Regions from separate parts of the Mus musculus genome. Here all the other regions are linked to region 2. The links are chromatin loops, found by intact Hi-C in ENCODE. Cell type or tissue: gastrocnemius. All regions are shown on one strand.

What was found. Peaks named below come from ENCODE experiments on the same cell type or tissue, not always from the same donor. Only the 100,000 strongest peaks of a DNase experiment are listed, where the experiment ranks them.
Region 1: it touches region 2 in a loop (5-fold over the local background); 19 of 42 quality-filtered maps call a loop at or near these places.
Region 3: a loop joins it to region 2, with 7 times the contacts of the local background. A loop is called at or near these places in 20 of 42 quality-filtered maps.

What each region holds. Positions count from the first base shown.
Region 1 is chr8:86,818,980-86,823,979 of GRCm38, reverse strand. All of the region lies in intron 1 of Gm39215 (a long non-coding RNA gene), which reads left to right. Among named protein-coding and RNA genes, the nearest start is that of Gm39215, 4.8 kb to the left of the region's middle. In gastrocnemius, a CTCF peak has its summit at 2,904; a DNase peak (open chromatin) is centred at 2,914.
Region 2 is chr8:86,900,857-86,905,856 of GRCm38, reverse strand. No RefSeq gene overlaps it. Among named protein-coding and RNA genes, the nearest start is that of Gm33391, 18 kb to the left of the region's middle. In gastrocnemius, a CTCF peak has its summit at 2,551 (motif pointing right); a DNase peak (open chromatin) is centred at 2,545; H3K27ac peaks cover 1,826 bases.
Region 3 is chr8:86,652,162-86,657,161 of GRCm38, reverse strand. Lonp2 (lon peptidase 2, peroxisomal) reads right to left here. Exons shown (of 15, transcript NM_025827.3): 8 at 4,845-4,986. Among named protein-coding and RNA genes, the nearest start is that of Gm22305, 17 kb to the left of the region's middle. In gastrocnemius, a CTCF peak has its summit at 2,396 (motif pointing left); a DNase peak (open chromatin) is centred at 2,350.

The sequences.
Region 1 (5,000 bases), 82 kb after region 2:
TATGTGGTACACAGTAAGACACAGTCACATACAAACAAGCAGAAAATGTATATTGATTTTACAAAATTAGAGAGGCCACTGGATGACAGCCAACAAATTTCTAATTCCTCATATTTTTGAATTTCAAGTGATTAGAATATATTGGTAATATTCATTTTCATATTAAGAGATATTAAGGAAAAGTGATTGTTAACTTCCTGTTATTTTTGTTGTTAGAGGTGGAATTATGTTTGTGTGGGCTTGTTGAAAGATTACTTTCTTGCTTTTTCCCTCCTTGTGTTGGTGTTTTCCATCTATTATCCTTTGAAGGGCTGGATTTGTGGAAAGATATTGTGTAAGTTTGGTTTTGTCATGGAATACCTTGGTTTCTCCATCTATGGTAATTGAGAGTTTTGCTGGGTACAGTAGCCTGGGCTGGCATTTGTGTTCTCTTAGGGTCTGTATGACATCTGCCCAGGATATTAGTTTTTATAGTCCCTGGTGAGAGATCTGGTGTAATTCTGATAGGTTTGCCTTTATATGTTACTTGACCATTTTCCCTTACTACTCTTAAAATTCTTTCTTTCTTTTTCTTTCTTTCTTTCTTTTTTTTTTTTTTTTAGTACATTTTGGTGTTTTGATTATTATGTTGATGGAAGGAATTTCTTTTCTGATCCAGTCTATTTGGAGTTCTGTAGGCTTCTTGTATGTTCATGGGCATCTCTTTCTTTAGGTTAGGGAAGTTTTCTTCTATAATTTTGTTGAAGATATTTACTGGCCCTTTAAGCTGGGAATCTTCACACTCTTCTATACCTATTATCCTTAGGTTTGGTCTTCTCATTGTGACCTGGATTCCCTGGATGTTTTGGGTTAGGAGCTTTTTGTTTTTTGCATTTTCTTTGACTGTTGTGTCAATGTTTTCTATGGTATCTTCTGCACCTGAGATTCTCTCTTCAATCTCTTATATTCTGGTTTGTTTTGTTTTTTGTTTGTTTGTTTGGTTTGGTTTTTTGAGACAGGGTTTCTCTGTGTAGTCCTGGTTGTCCTGGAACTCACTCTGTAGATCAGGCTGGCCTCAAACTCAGAAATCTGCCTGCCTCTGCCTCCTGAGTGCTGGGATTAAGGCGTGTGCCACCATGCCCAGCAATCTCTTATATTCTGTTGGTGATGCTTGCATCTATGACTCCTGATCTCTTTCCTAGATTTTCTAACTCCAGGGTTTTCTCCCTTTGTGATTTCTTTATTGTTTCTATTTCCATATTTAGATTCTAGATGGTTTTGTTTGTTTCCTTTGCTTGTTTGATTGTTTTTTTTTTTTCCTGTAATTCTTTAAGGGGTTTTTGTGTTTCCTCTTTAAGTTCTTCTACCTGTTTACCTATGTTCTCCTGTATTTCTTTAAGGGAGTTATTTATGTCCTTCTTAAAGTCCTCTATCATTATCATGAGAAGTGATTTTAGATCTGAATCTTGCTTTTCCGGTGTGATGATGTATCCAGGACTTCCTATGGTGGGAGAATTGGGTTCTGATGATGCCAAGTAACCTTGGTTTCTGTTGCTTCTGTTCTTACACTTGCCTCCTGCCATCTGGTTATCTCTAGTGCTACCTGCCCTCTCTATATCTGACTGGAGCCTGTCCTTCCTGTAATCTTGGTTGTGTCAGAACTCCTCATGCTGTCTCTGTGATCCTGAGATCCTGGGTGTGTCAGAGCTCCTGGGAGTCAAGCTGCCTCTGGGACCCTGGCATCCTGGTGTGACCAAGCTCCTGGGATCCCGAGATCCTGGATGTGTTAGAGCGCCTAGGAGTGGAGCTTCCTCTGGGTGTTGTGAGACTGGCTGGGGAATTTGCGCCCAAGGTCTGCTCAGGGCACCAGCCCAGACAGACCAGAAGAAACCCATGCCACTGATCTGGCAGAGTCCCTGTATGCCTGGGTCCCACTGGTCCCTTGAAATGTTTTTCATTATCACTTGTGTGAGTGTACACATGTGTGCGTGTGAAGGGCTGCATGCACATCAGTAAGTACATTATAAGGACTGGAAGAGGATGTCTGGTATTTTTCTCCTAAATCTCTGTCTTATTCCTTGGATACAGGGTCCACCTGACCCTGTCCCACAACACTAGGGTTACAGTCCCATGCAGCCACACCTGGCTTGTCATGTAGGTGCTGGATTCAAATTCAGGTCCTCATGCTTGCCTACATAGCAAGTAGCCTTACCTTCTAAGCTATCTTCTTAGCTTTGGCACCAACTATTTTGAGGATAATTTTATGAGGCTTTCCTTCTTCTTCTTCTTCTTCTTCTTCTTATTATTATTATTATTATTATTATTATTATTATTATTATTATCTCTTTATCTTTTTTACAGTCCAGTCATTATTCCCCTCCTGTCTACCCTCTAACTGTTTCTCATCCTATACCTCCTCCTCCATCTCCAAAAGGATGTCCCCACCCCACCCCACCCCATCCTACCAGACCTCCCACTCCCTGGGGCCTCAAGTCCCTGAAGGATTAGGTGTATCTTCTCTCACTGATGCCAGACCAGGCAGTCCTCTGCTGTACATGTGTCAGCTGGTGTCTGCTTGCCTGGTTGGTGGCTCAGTGTCTGAGAGATCTTTCAAATAGCCGCTGGGCTCTGGTTTAAGTCTGCACCTAGTGAAAGCAGCATTACTCTCTATTCACAGGGCAGTAGTCTGGGTGGAGACCTGCATTGATGCATGGCCTTTGCTGGACCCCTGCCCTCTCTGAGTAGTGAAGACTGAACTGGATGTTCTGGCGGCTCTGGGAAGCAGATATCAGAGCATGATTAGAAGGAACCCAGTGCAGCAGTGGCAAGGAGTGGCCTGATGTCCACATGTGCATGATCCTCTGCACTAGGTGGGGTTGCAGCCCTCAACTTCAAGCCCATACAGGCAGAGCGCCCCCTAGCTGTCTGATAGCATGTCAGCATAGCACTCCCCTCACTGTGATGGGAAACCCGAGAGGCAGGCAGGGATGATTCTTCAGAGGACTCAGTATTGGGCTGCTAGCAAAAGCTACTCCCCTCTCCTTCCTCCGAATGCCTGTGGAAGCTGGGTGGGCCTCAAGCTCTATCACCCTGGAAGGGGAGTGGTGGCCCTACCCACTCCTGCTGGGTGCTGGATCATGGCCAGCCCTGGTTTTTTAATATTCTGCTGCTTAATGGGACCCAGATGTTCCTTAGGAGTCTGATGTCAACAGTGCTCCATAGGCAGTTTGTCATTCCTACTGTGGGTAGACAGAAGCCGCAGATACTCAAACCCAGCAAAGGTTTGGGGATATTTCTGATGTAGCAAGCTAGAGGTGGTAGGGGAGGTTATCAGCCAGCTTAACTTATGGGTGATTATCACGTTCATGGGATGGGTGGGACTGCATGCATAATACTGGCATTATAGGTATGTACAGCAGGCCCAGACACCCTGACTCCTGCTGTTATTAAATGTGATTTTCATCTGAGGCCTGGTCTCCATCAAGCATGAGAGGACCAGGCTGGATAGAGCTGGGGGAGAGGAACATCCAGGAGCTGGGAGTGGATGCTCCATGTTCTCCTGCTTCATGAACTCAGCTGGGTACCATATACACTCTTCCATCCTCCCAGGAATCCTGACAGCACCCAGGAAGATCCTCCTGGATGCCTGCAAAGTCCACTCAGAGCATCTTACAACACAGAAGTCTGGAAAGCAGAGACTGGGCAGGAATTGGAAGTAACCATAGTTGAGATCTGGTTCTGGCTGACTCCAGGCAAGCATTCTTTCCCCTAGACTCTGGCAGACAGGGCTCTGGGAAGGGAGATAAACCAGAGGTTGTGTCCTGCAGAGATGTCTACATGGAAAGGAGAAAAAAGGAGAGGAGCCAAAACAAAGCTAGAGGGACCAGGAGCCTCCTTTTGTGGGTTGGGGACTGAAACAGAGATAGGGTCTCACTGAGTAATAGCCTAGGAACAGCGGCTCTGGAGAAACCCAGACATTCTGATTCATAGCAATATTTATTCTCAGGCTGGCTCCTGGGTCAAAAACAAAGCTCGGAAATGGCTCAATGGTTAAGAGCACTGACTGCTCTTCCAGAGGTCCTGAGTTCAATTCCCAGCAACCACACGGTGGCTCACAACCATCTGTAATGGGATCCGATGCATTCTTCTAGTGTGTGTCTGAAGACAGAGGCAGTATATTCATATAAATAATAAATAAATCTTTTTTTAAAAGAAGCTCTGGAAAAAAGGGGACATTTTAAGAGCAACTGTGATCTTTAAATACGGGACTTATTTTATAAAAGAGTAGTGTGTTGATATATGGCTTCTTTTGTTGACATTTAAATTGTAGCTATGTAAGAGAATGTCCTGTTCTTAGAAAACACAGCTGAAACTGCAAGGGATGAGTCACAGGGGATTTAACTCACTCTCCGAGGCTCTGCCAGTAAAGCCTGTCAAAGCACAGACACACTGGGGTGCAGGAAACAGGAGCGCACCAACCGTTGGTGAGTCCAGTCGAGGGATACAAACACACTCATTGAATTACTAGTGCAACGTTGCTCTATGTTTGAAAGTTTTCCAAGTAAAAGGAGAGAAAGAAGACAAAAGACGTGAAAATAGATAAAGAAGTCAAGAAAAGAGGAAAGACGGGCAGGTCCTGCCTCCAAGAGGAAAGGGCCCTGCAGTCAGAGAGGGCATGAGACAGAGGCTGTGGAAGGTAGGGGTTGGGAGGAGCCGGCAGGTGGCTGAAGAACAGGACAGGGAGCTGCTGGGTCAGGGGTGCAAGAGACCTGAGGGGAGAGACCTGTCTTTCCAAGAGCTCCCTAGGGCCTGCATGAAGCCCCGTGGAGCCCTCCTGAGCACAGCAGACTGAGAAGTGTCCTGCTGAGGGTGGGAAAGGCTTTTCCTGGGAAGGCAGAAAGGATTCACAGGGACAAAGCTGACAAGAGTCAGGAGGCTTCTTGCTCCTGTCACAGGGCTCCCCTCTGTGTGGCATTACCTGTTCCCCCACTCAAGGCCTAAGCCCCATAGACTCAGTGACT
Region 2 (5,000 bases):
GAAATGGATATTTTAAAGAGATTGAAATTTTAAAGTTATTTAGATCTTGGGGATGAATAAGAATGTAAGGGTTGAGACTTACTAGTGATGTGTTTGTGTTGACAAGGGGTCAATTGTACTGGCTAGTTTTATGCCAACTTGACACAGCTGGAGTTATCACAGAGAAAGGAGCTTCAGTTGGGGAAATGCCTCCATGAGATCCAGCTGTACGGCATTTTCTCAATTAGTGATCAAGGGGGAAAGGGCCTTTGTGGGTGGGACCATCTCTGGGCTGGTAGTCTTGGGTTCTATAAGAGAGCAGGCTGAGCAAGCCAGGGGAAGCAAGCCAGTAAAGAACATCCCTCCATGGCCTCTGCATCAGCTCCTGCTTTCTGACCTTCTTGAGTTCCAGTCCTGACTTCCTTGGTGATGAACAGAGTATGGAAGTGTAAGCCGAATAAACCCTTTCCTCCCCAACTTGCTTCTTGGTCGTGATGTTTGTGCAGGAATAGAAACCCTAAGACAGACCTCTATCTCAAACAACAAGAGGAAACCCAGACGAAGTAACTAAAATAAGCCCTGAGGGTCCTAACACCATCCACTTCAGATAATGAAACACAAAAGCACTTAGTGGGGCATCTGGCACATGATAAGTGTTCAGACACTGTTGTGAGAACCACAGAGACAAATGATCTCCGCTTTAGGGATCTCCAGATCCAATGGGCGGGGAGGGAGAAAAGACTGATGGGTGGCTACGCCACTAGCAAACCCAGGGGGAGAGCTCCACCTGCCGCATAGCAAGAGGCAGACCCCACTGTAGCAGCAGCCAATTAGTGCACTCTACTCACCCCCGACTACCCGCCCCAATATTCTGGATTCCCAAGTAAAACGCACACACACACACACACACACACACACACACGCACACACACGTGCATGCACACACGTAGCCTAATATTTAATATGCCTTAAATAGCTCAGTGGATGGGCACATCCAAACATCCCAAGGGTAGCACACTCTCCCCTCTGATACTCCTGAGTCATTACTTACTAGAACCTATATTCCATCTTAGCTGCCCCAAGAAATTCTGTGTGCTTTAAGATTGTGAAAAGGCCCGAGGCCAGTCTTGTCTACATGGTGTCTCAAAATCAATAAAAAAATTTTTTTAAAGACAACTATCTGTGCAAGTAAAAGGGGGGACCTGGAGGGATGGCTCCGTGGTTAAGGACACTAGCTACTCTTACAAATGGCCTGGGCTGGGTTCCCAGCACATACCTGGTGGCTACAACCACCTGAACTCCAGTTTCTCCTATTCCTTGGAACACAGATGGGAGGGGGGAAGAGAAAGAGAGAAATCGTGCACTCCGAGAAGGTGAAGGGGAAGAGCAGGAAGAGAGGCGAGAGGAGAAGGAGACCAAGATGTCTGTTTTATATAGGAAAGAGCTTGGGGAGGGGGAGCCCAGCCCCTGCCCCTGGGCTGGAAAGTTCAGGGTTGGGGGCAGGGTTTGCCAGGAAGGGGCCCGAGGGATGCTAGGAGAACCTGGACCCGTGTAAAGCATACCAAAGTGTGGAGGGGAGGACAAGGGGAGGAGGGGGAAGGATGGAGGGTACTGAGGAGGACTGGGGAGGGGGAGAACAGAGGAAAGGGGACAAGAAAGGAGCCGGGCAAGAAGGGAAATACGAGGAGGGACAGGATGAGAAGAGGAGAGGGGGAAAGGTGGATAAGAAGGAGCAGTTTTGAAATCCGACTGACTTGGTTGGATCAAACACTATTCCCCTGTCTTTAGGAAAGTCAAGTGACATCCCTAAGCTTACACACACACACACACACACGCACACACGCACACACAGGCCCCTTAAGGACCTGCGATGAGCACTGAAGGAATATCCTTGTAAAGGAAAGGCAGACCCTAGACCAGAGAAAGCTCAGTTCAGCGCGCAGCGGCTTCCGGTGGAGCTTGGAAGCGGAGCTGCGGAAGGATGCTGCTAAGCAAGGTGATTCTTCAGGCCAAAGAGGCCCAGGTCCAATGGGTGCCGGTTAAAAATGCAGCCCAGGGCCCACTGTAAGCTAGAGTCTATTCAGTGAGGCCTATGGCTAGCTGGGCCACAGATGTCCTGCTCACAGGTCCACCAAGTCCGCAGTCACAAACACACAGGGAAGTTCTTCAAAAGTGGCCCCTGGGTCAAGGGGAAATCGCTGTTCAGAAGTGACTCTGATGACCTCTTTGCTTGAGGGAGCAAACCTCCAGATTAGATCTGTGGTGGAAGGAGGGGGGAGGGGATGTCTATGTAGACCAAAGGTGTCGAATCCCATGGATCCCTGGGTGCTGGGACTCAAACTCAGTTCCTCTGCAGTTCCTTAGTTACCGAGCCATCTCTCTAGTCCCCTACCTAGGCTAGCAGCTCTCCTCATACCGAGGGGAGCAGAGGGCACTAGCTTGGGTGTGGAGATGCTGGGGGTAAAGAAGGAGATGCTGGTGTGCAACAACTCACCAGATTTTCTCAGGTTTGGCTCAGAAGGTAGGCTTAGATTCTCCACGGATCAGAGCTGCATTGGCGCGATGCGACCAGCAGGTGGCGCCAAGGGCGTAGGCGATTCAAAGCAGAAGCGTTTCCTTCAGTTGCTAGTCAGTAACTGACAAGTTATGAGGTGCAAAAACCTCTGAGATGTTCTCTTTATCCTCTAGCTCCAAGTCTGAGCACCACATTGGCAGGAGGGAAAAAGAGGAAGAGAACTGAAATATCCTCCTTGAGGAAACTATCGGATAAACAGGAGTTTGTGCCTGTACTCTGAGGATTTCTGTAGGTTCAAAACCCCAACCCTAGCAACCTAGCGAGTTCCAGGCCAGCCTGGGCTACAGAAGAAAACCTTGTCTAAAACAAAAAAACAAACAAACAAAACACCCCCCATCCGACCCCACCCCCAAAAGAAACAGAAACGAGGGGCCTGGCTTGGTCTGACCCAACCAAAGACCCAACCAACTACGGGATAGGCAAAGCCAAGCCTTTTATTATGCAAAGGTTTTGTTTGACCAGTGCAGGGTGCAGAACCAACCCTTAAACTAAGTGTGGCTTTTTCAAAGGTTGCACAATTAGCCCAAGAGCTCATATCGCACAAGGTCGAGAATCACCAGCCGCGATGCTTGTTTCCACATTTAAGTCATTTATATCCATCCCTCTTCATGACTCTGGAAATAGCCACATGAACCCTGAACACCTAAGGTGTTCTTAGTCTTGTTGTTTTGTTCTGTTTTTTTTTTTTTAAGTTGAGTATAATTGCAAGGGAAACTGTTTCTTGCCATAATAACTCTTCTCAAAACAGAAAAGAACAAAAACTAAATGCACTGGAGTTACAATTTGTTTCAGTCTGTTTGCCATTGAATTAATTACCTGACATTATCAGTGATGTTGTTTCCACACTGTAGGGCAAAGAGGAGCTTAGCTCTTCCGTAAGAGGAATTTAGGAATTCTAAATAAAAAGAAGGCAGAAGTGATGAGGAGGAAGAGGAGGTGAGGCAGAGAGAGAGAGAGAGAGACATTCTTTCTATCCTATCCATTGCAAAACAAAAGGAATCTTGGTGGTGACCTGGCAGCTCCGAGCTCAGCCTTCCTGCCACATGTGAACGCTTCAGGAAACATCAGTTATTTTTACTAGGAAGCTCAAGGGGAAGGGCGGAGACCCAGCTTCCTGTGAGACTGCCTGACCCTGGTGTCTTAGGCCAAGTATTCTAGCAACTTGAGGAGCCGCGTTCCTTACCACCCCACCCCACCCCAGCTGGTTGATTGCCTCTTCCACAGGCTCCCACCTCTTCCCTTGCTGTAGTGGAGGTGACCTGTGGCAGGAGCAGGAACAAGACAATGGGAAGGGACAAGGAGGTGCTAGTGACCCTTTACTAAACCACCTCGGGAGCCTATGTGCTTGAGGAGCCCTGGCCAATCAAGGTTCGGCCTCGGGAAAGCACACTTCACTCCCATCTTGGTTTCTCAGACAAAGAGGGGTCCAATGAAATTCTGCAGCAAATCCTACTGCAGGCTCCTCACAGCCCCAGACCCGGTACTGCTGCCGGGAGATGCTTCAGAGCTTTACCTCAGCACCTAGTCTCTTTTAACAACAGTTGGGGTTTGTTACCTGTCTCCTATGACCCAGGGATAGAGAAGGACTGTAGAGTCCCTTATCCTACAGGTCACAGGTCTCAGTCCTAAGGAACCAAGGAACCTCTGTCTCCTCAGGTCCACAGGGAAGTCCTGAATAGCACAATATGCCGTGCCTGTTCTTACTGTCACTTCCTAGTTGTGAGGGTTCCAAGTGAGGTACTTCATTGCTATAAGCCTCTATTTCTTTGTCTGTAAGATGGGTACAACCCCACCTTCTAAAAGTTGTTGGGGCCATGTGAGCTCACTCAGATAAAGTTGAAACTGTACAACAGTATTCTGGGTACTAGCATATACTCCAGCCCCTACCCCAGGCAGCTCCTCTTATGCAGAGGTATCTAGGGGAAAAAAAAAACTTGTATGTCTGTGCTCAGGGAACAAATTTTATGCATCTTCTGTTCTAGTTTACTTTCTATTACTGTGATAAAGGCTATGACTAAAAGTAAATTGGGAGGCTGAAGAGATGGCTTAGGGGTTAAGAGCACTGTCTGCTTATTCAGAGGTCCTGAGTTCAATCCCCAGCAACCACATGGTGGCTCACACCATCTATAGTGTGATCTGATGCCTCTTCTGGCATGAGGTGTACATGCAAATAGAATACTCATACATTAAATAAATAAATAAATAAATAAATAAATAAATAAATCTAAAAGCAAATTGGGAAGGAAATTACTTATCTCACCTTAGAACCCTTAAAACCCCAGGTCCTACTCCATCACTGAGAAAAGTCAGGGCAGGAGCTGAAAGCAAACGGACGGTAAGAACTGAAGTGGAGACCATGGAGGTCTGTTTACTACAGCACTCCTTGTGGTTGCTTGACCTGCTTTCTCGGACACCCCAGGACCACCTGCTCAGTGATGCCATGGCC
Region 3 (5,000 bases), 250 kb after region 2:
TAGAATGCGAATTGATCCATTCTTATCTCCTTGTACAAAGCTCAAGTCTAAGTGGATCAAGGAACTCCACATAAAAACAGAGACACTGAAACTTATAGAGGAGAAAGTGGGGAAAAGCCTCGAAGATATGGGCACAGCAGAAAAATTCCTGAACAGAACAGCAATGGCTTGTGCTCTAAGATCAAGAATTGACAAATGGGACCTCATGAAACTGCAAAGCTTCTGTAAGGCAAAGGACACTCTCAGTAAGACAAAACGGCAACCAACAGACTGGGAAAAGATCTCCACCAATCCTAAATCTGATAGGGGACTAATATCCAATATATATAAAGAACTCAAGAAGTTGGACTCCAGAAAACCAAATAACCCTATTTAAAAATGGGGTAGAGCTAAACAAAGAATTCTCAACTGAGGAATACCGAATAGCTGAGAAGCACCTAAAAAAATGTTTAACATCCTTAATCATCAGGGAAATGCAAATCAAAACAACCCTGAGATTCCATCTCACACCAGTCAGAATGGCTAAGATCAAAAATTCAGGTGACAGCAGATGCTAGTGAGGATGTGGAGAAAGAGGAACACTCCTCCATTGTTGGTGGGATTGCAAGCTTTTACAACCACTCTGGAAATCAGTTTGGCGGTTCCTCAGAAAATTGGACATAGTTCTACTGGAAGATTCAGCAATACCACTCCAACTTTTAATAAGGACACATGCTCCACTATGTTTATAGCAGCCATATTCATAACGGCAAGAAGCTGGAAAGAACCCAGATGTCCCTCAACAAAGCAATGGATACAGAAAATGTGGTACATTTACACAAGGGAGTACTACTACTCAGCTATTAAAAGCAATGAATTGATGAAATTCTTAGACAAATGGATGGATCTGAAGGATTATCATCCTAAGAGAGGTAACCCAATCACAAAAGAACACACATGATATGCACTCACTGATAAGTGGATATTAGCCCAGAAGCTCAGATTACTCAAGATACAATTTGTAAAATATATTAAACTCAAAAAGAAGGAAAACCAAAGTGTGGACACTTCGATATAGAAGTGGATGCTCACAGCCATCCATTGGACGGAGCACAGGGTCCCCAATGAAGGAGCTAGAGAAAGTACCCAAGGAGCTGAAGGGGTTTGCAGCCTCCTAGGAGGAACAACAATATGAACTAACAGTAAATCCAGAGCTCCCTGGGACTAAACCACCAATCAAAGAAAACACAGGGAGAGACTCATGGCTCTAGCTGCATATGTAGTAGAGGATGGCCTAGTCAGTCATCAATGAGAGGAGAGGCCCTTGGTCCTGTGAAGGCTCTATGTACCAGTATAGGGGAATGCCTGGTCAAGGAAGTGGGAGTGGGTGGATTGGGGACCAGGGGGAGGGGGGAGGGGGGAGAGGATAGGGGATTTTCGGAGGGGAAACTAAGAACGGGGATAACATTTGACATGTACATAAAGATAATATCTAATAATAATAAAAAAGAAACAGTTTAGGTAACAGTCTAGGATAATACATTAAACAATAGAATCATAGTAAGTGTGAGAACAGTCTAATACCCTCTCCTGGAACACACTCTCTTGGCTGTTTCCTTCTCATTCATTATAGATGACTTCCTAATTTTTGTGTATCTTCTGTGGCCCATTGACTACTCATGAGTGTGTGAATTTCTACGTATTTGTGACTTCCTCCAATGTCCACAGTCATTTCTAGTTGCTGTGATGTTTTAGGAGAACACACAGTACGCGTTTATCCTTCTAACTTTTATCACAGCTTGTTTCACAGTGCAGCATCTGTTCTGTCCTGGAGAGGGTTCCATGTGAGCTTAAGAAGAATGTGAATACTGCTTTTGGTAGAAAGAGTTCCACAGATGACCCAGGGGGCTGGCTTTTCCATTCCTCCTAGTGTCTAATTAGTTTCCAGCACAACTGAAAGTACACAACAGAAAAACACAACAGAAGTCCAGTGAAAGACTCTAATACAAGATACAGACAACAAATAGTTTAGAGAGAAGCAAAGTTAATTTTAAAAAAAAAATCTATCAATACCTTTTTTCACAGAATTACCTCTACGTATCAAAAGCAGGATGTTAAAAAGGAATAGGTAGAGATGTTTTTGGTATGACTAACACATGAAAAGGTTCCCTTTTTAAAAGATAAAGCTGAAGTTGTTCTCACAGAAAGTAGAACAAAAAATAAAAGGGATGAATTACAGGAATGAGAAGGCATGGCAGCTATAGATCTACCACCTTTGGAGATGGAGCGATTGCTCAGTGCTTAAGGGCATTTGCTGCCTTTGCAGAGGACCCAGAGTCCCTTCTCAGCATCCACTTAGTGGCTCACACCATCTGTAACTCCAGCCACAGGCATCCAATGCCCTCTTGTGGATATCAGACACAAACATGGTATACATACATATGTGCCACAAAAATTCATACAAGTAAAATAGAAATAAAATGTTGGGTTCTAACAAAACAGAGCAAAAAATTACCAACAAAAGAATTAAAGAGAGTCTTTCAAAATGAAAAAAGAAAAATCTGAAAACTCTTTAAAGAACCAGCAAAAATGTCTGAGACCCAAAACAGGTAACAGGCAAGTTATTTTATATATATATATATATATATATATATATATATATATATATATATACACATATATATATGTATATGTATATATATATACACATACATACATATATACACACACATATATACATATATACATATTATGTATTATATTGTATAAAGCTGAACAACTGAGATCAAGAGATGATTCTAAGTTGTTGTAGAGGGCTAAAGCATGCTTGTACATACAGATAAGCACTGGAGAAGTCAGGAAGGTAAACTCTCAGGTATCCTTCAAAGGAAAGACGTGTCTAACCTGACCTCCACCTGGAATGCTGGGAATGGATGTAGTTTTACAACCTGGTAACCCTTTGCTGTCTGATGGGTCAGGCTCTACCTGTCTCCCAGAAATGTTTTACTTATCCCAGACCCTTTTCCTCTAAAACCTTGAGCATAACTTCTAGGCCATAAAACTCATCCTTGTGAGATACCACAGCCTGTGTGATTTCTATGTCGTATCAGGGTCAGGTCAAATTCGGACTCACACAGGGATTATGTTTGCCTTAGTCAGTCTCCCCAGACCAGTAGCTCTCAACCTGTGCTCTCAACCCCTTTGAAGGCTGGATGGCCCTTTCCCAGGGGTTGCTTAAGACCATTGGAAAACAGAGATATTTACATTAGGATTCATAACAGTAGCAAAATTACAGTTATGAAGTAGCAATGAAAATGTTATTGTTGGGAGTATCACAACACGAGGAACTATATTAAAGGGTCAGCATTAGGAAGGTTGAAAACCACTGCTCTAGACCTTTATCTTGAGCACTGCTTCTAGGTCAGCAAGAACTCTTCTAATAGATGAAGCCATATGCACTGTGTAAAGAGAATCAATGTAAACATGTCTTAAGCCTTGTACTCACCAGGCTGAGCTAACTGTTACCTGAAAACTTTCACCAACATTGTGCTATGTTTAAATATGGCAAAAATATATGAGCTGAGGCCAGACTCTCAAAGTCTTCACCCAGCACCAGTAATTTAAATTTAGCTGATCCCAACTTCATTTCTATGTAACCCTGCTTGTTTTCCTTGCCATCTGTAAAGTCTCTCAGGGACCATCACACAAGTTTTCAGAGAGTAAGGCAGGGCAGAAGCATAGTGACTTCAGACTTACCAATGGCAACACTAGAAACCAGGAAGTCACTGGGGCAAAGGAAAACCCTACACAGACATTATTTCCATCTAGAACTCCATGCCCAGTCAGATTTCCTGAGGAAACATGAAGCTGCTTTACATTCTGCGTTTATAAAATACCACCCACATAAGCTTCCTGCAGAAGCTCCTCTTGAGTTAACAACACAGAGTGAGGTAAACCAAAACACAGACTGGGGAGGCAGGAAATTCAACATGGTGGGAGGTGAAGGACAACACAGGGAGGCTCCATGTGCCACAGGTAGAAAACAACTGCTTCCAACTGGAAGACTCACAACAGTAAAACCTACAACACCCGAGTGGCTGCCGGTCCTGAGAGCAGAACAGAAACGGTGGATGTGAGCACAAGAGAGGTGAAGCGATTTTCAAAAGCAGGTCTAAGAAAAGGAAGAACAGGACTCCTGGCTCAGCTCTGAAAAAGGACCACATAATCTGTAACTGCTAATGACCAATAGTGAGGTAACTAAAAAAGAGATAACAATTTATAAAGGAAGATGTGGAATCAAAAACGTGAAGGCAAAAATCTCAGTTTCCTTTGGCAGAGTCTGCACAGATGAAGTGGTTTTGTTCTGCAGCCCTGAGCTCCCTCTTTTGCCCCCCCCAGCCTCTGCTTCACTCTCCCTTTTTGGGATCTTGCTATGTAGCCCAGCCTGGCACTGAATGCAGCCTTTTGAATAGCAAGAATTACAGGCATGTACCACTGTGCCTGACTAAGTCAAGCATTTAGAAAATGGAGCAAATTAACAAAAGCTTTTGGAGGCTAAAGCACAGGAGAAGGACGGGCCCTGGGAGAAGAAGACTTTATCATTTCTTTCTGCAATAAATTACCAGTGCTCTGTGAATAAAGAACATGTCTAAAATTTTATTTTACTTCATATAAATTAAAAAGAAAGACATCACAAAGAGGAGGAAGTTTGTGATTTTTATGTAGATGTAACTAGCTCCAGACTTCAGTCTACACGCCATTGTTTTTCCTGTAACTAACTACAGACCAATCTATACATGGCTTAGATATGGCCTATGCTTACTCATACTCAACTGTGACTTCAAAGGGAATTTTCTAGACCTTACCTCAAGCAGCGCAGCTGCAGGATCCCCCTGCAGGCTTTTCCCCAGCTTGTCAACCTCATCCAATAGGAACACTGGATTGTTAACCCCAACGGTCTTCAAGCCATTGATGATACGACCAGGCATACTGCCCACATAGGTCCGCCTGCAGAGAGCAAA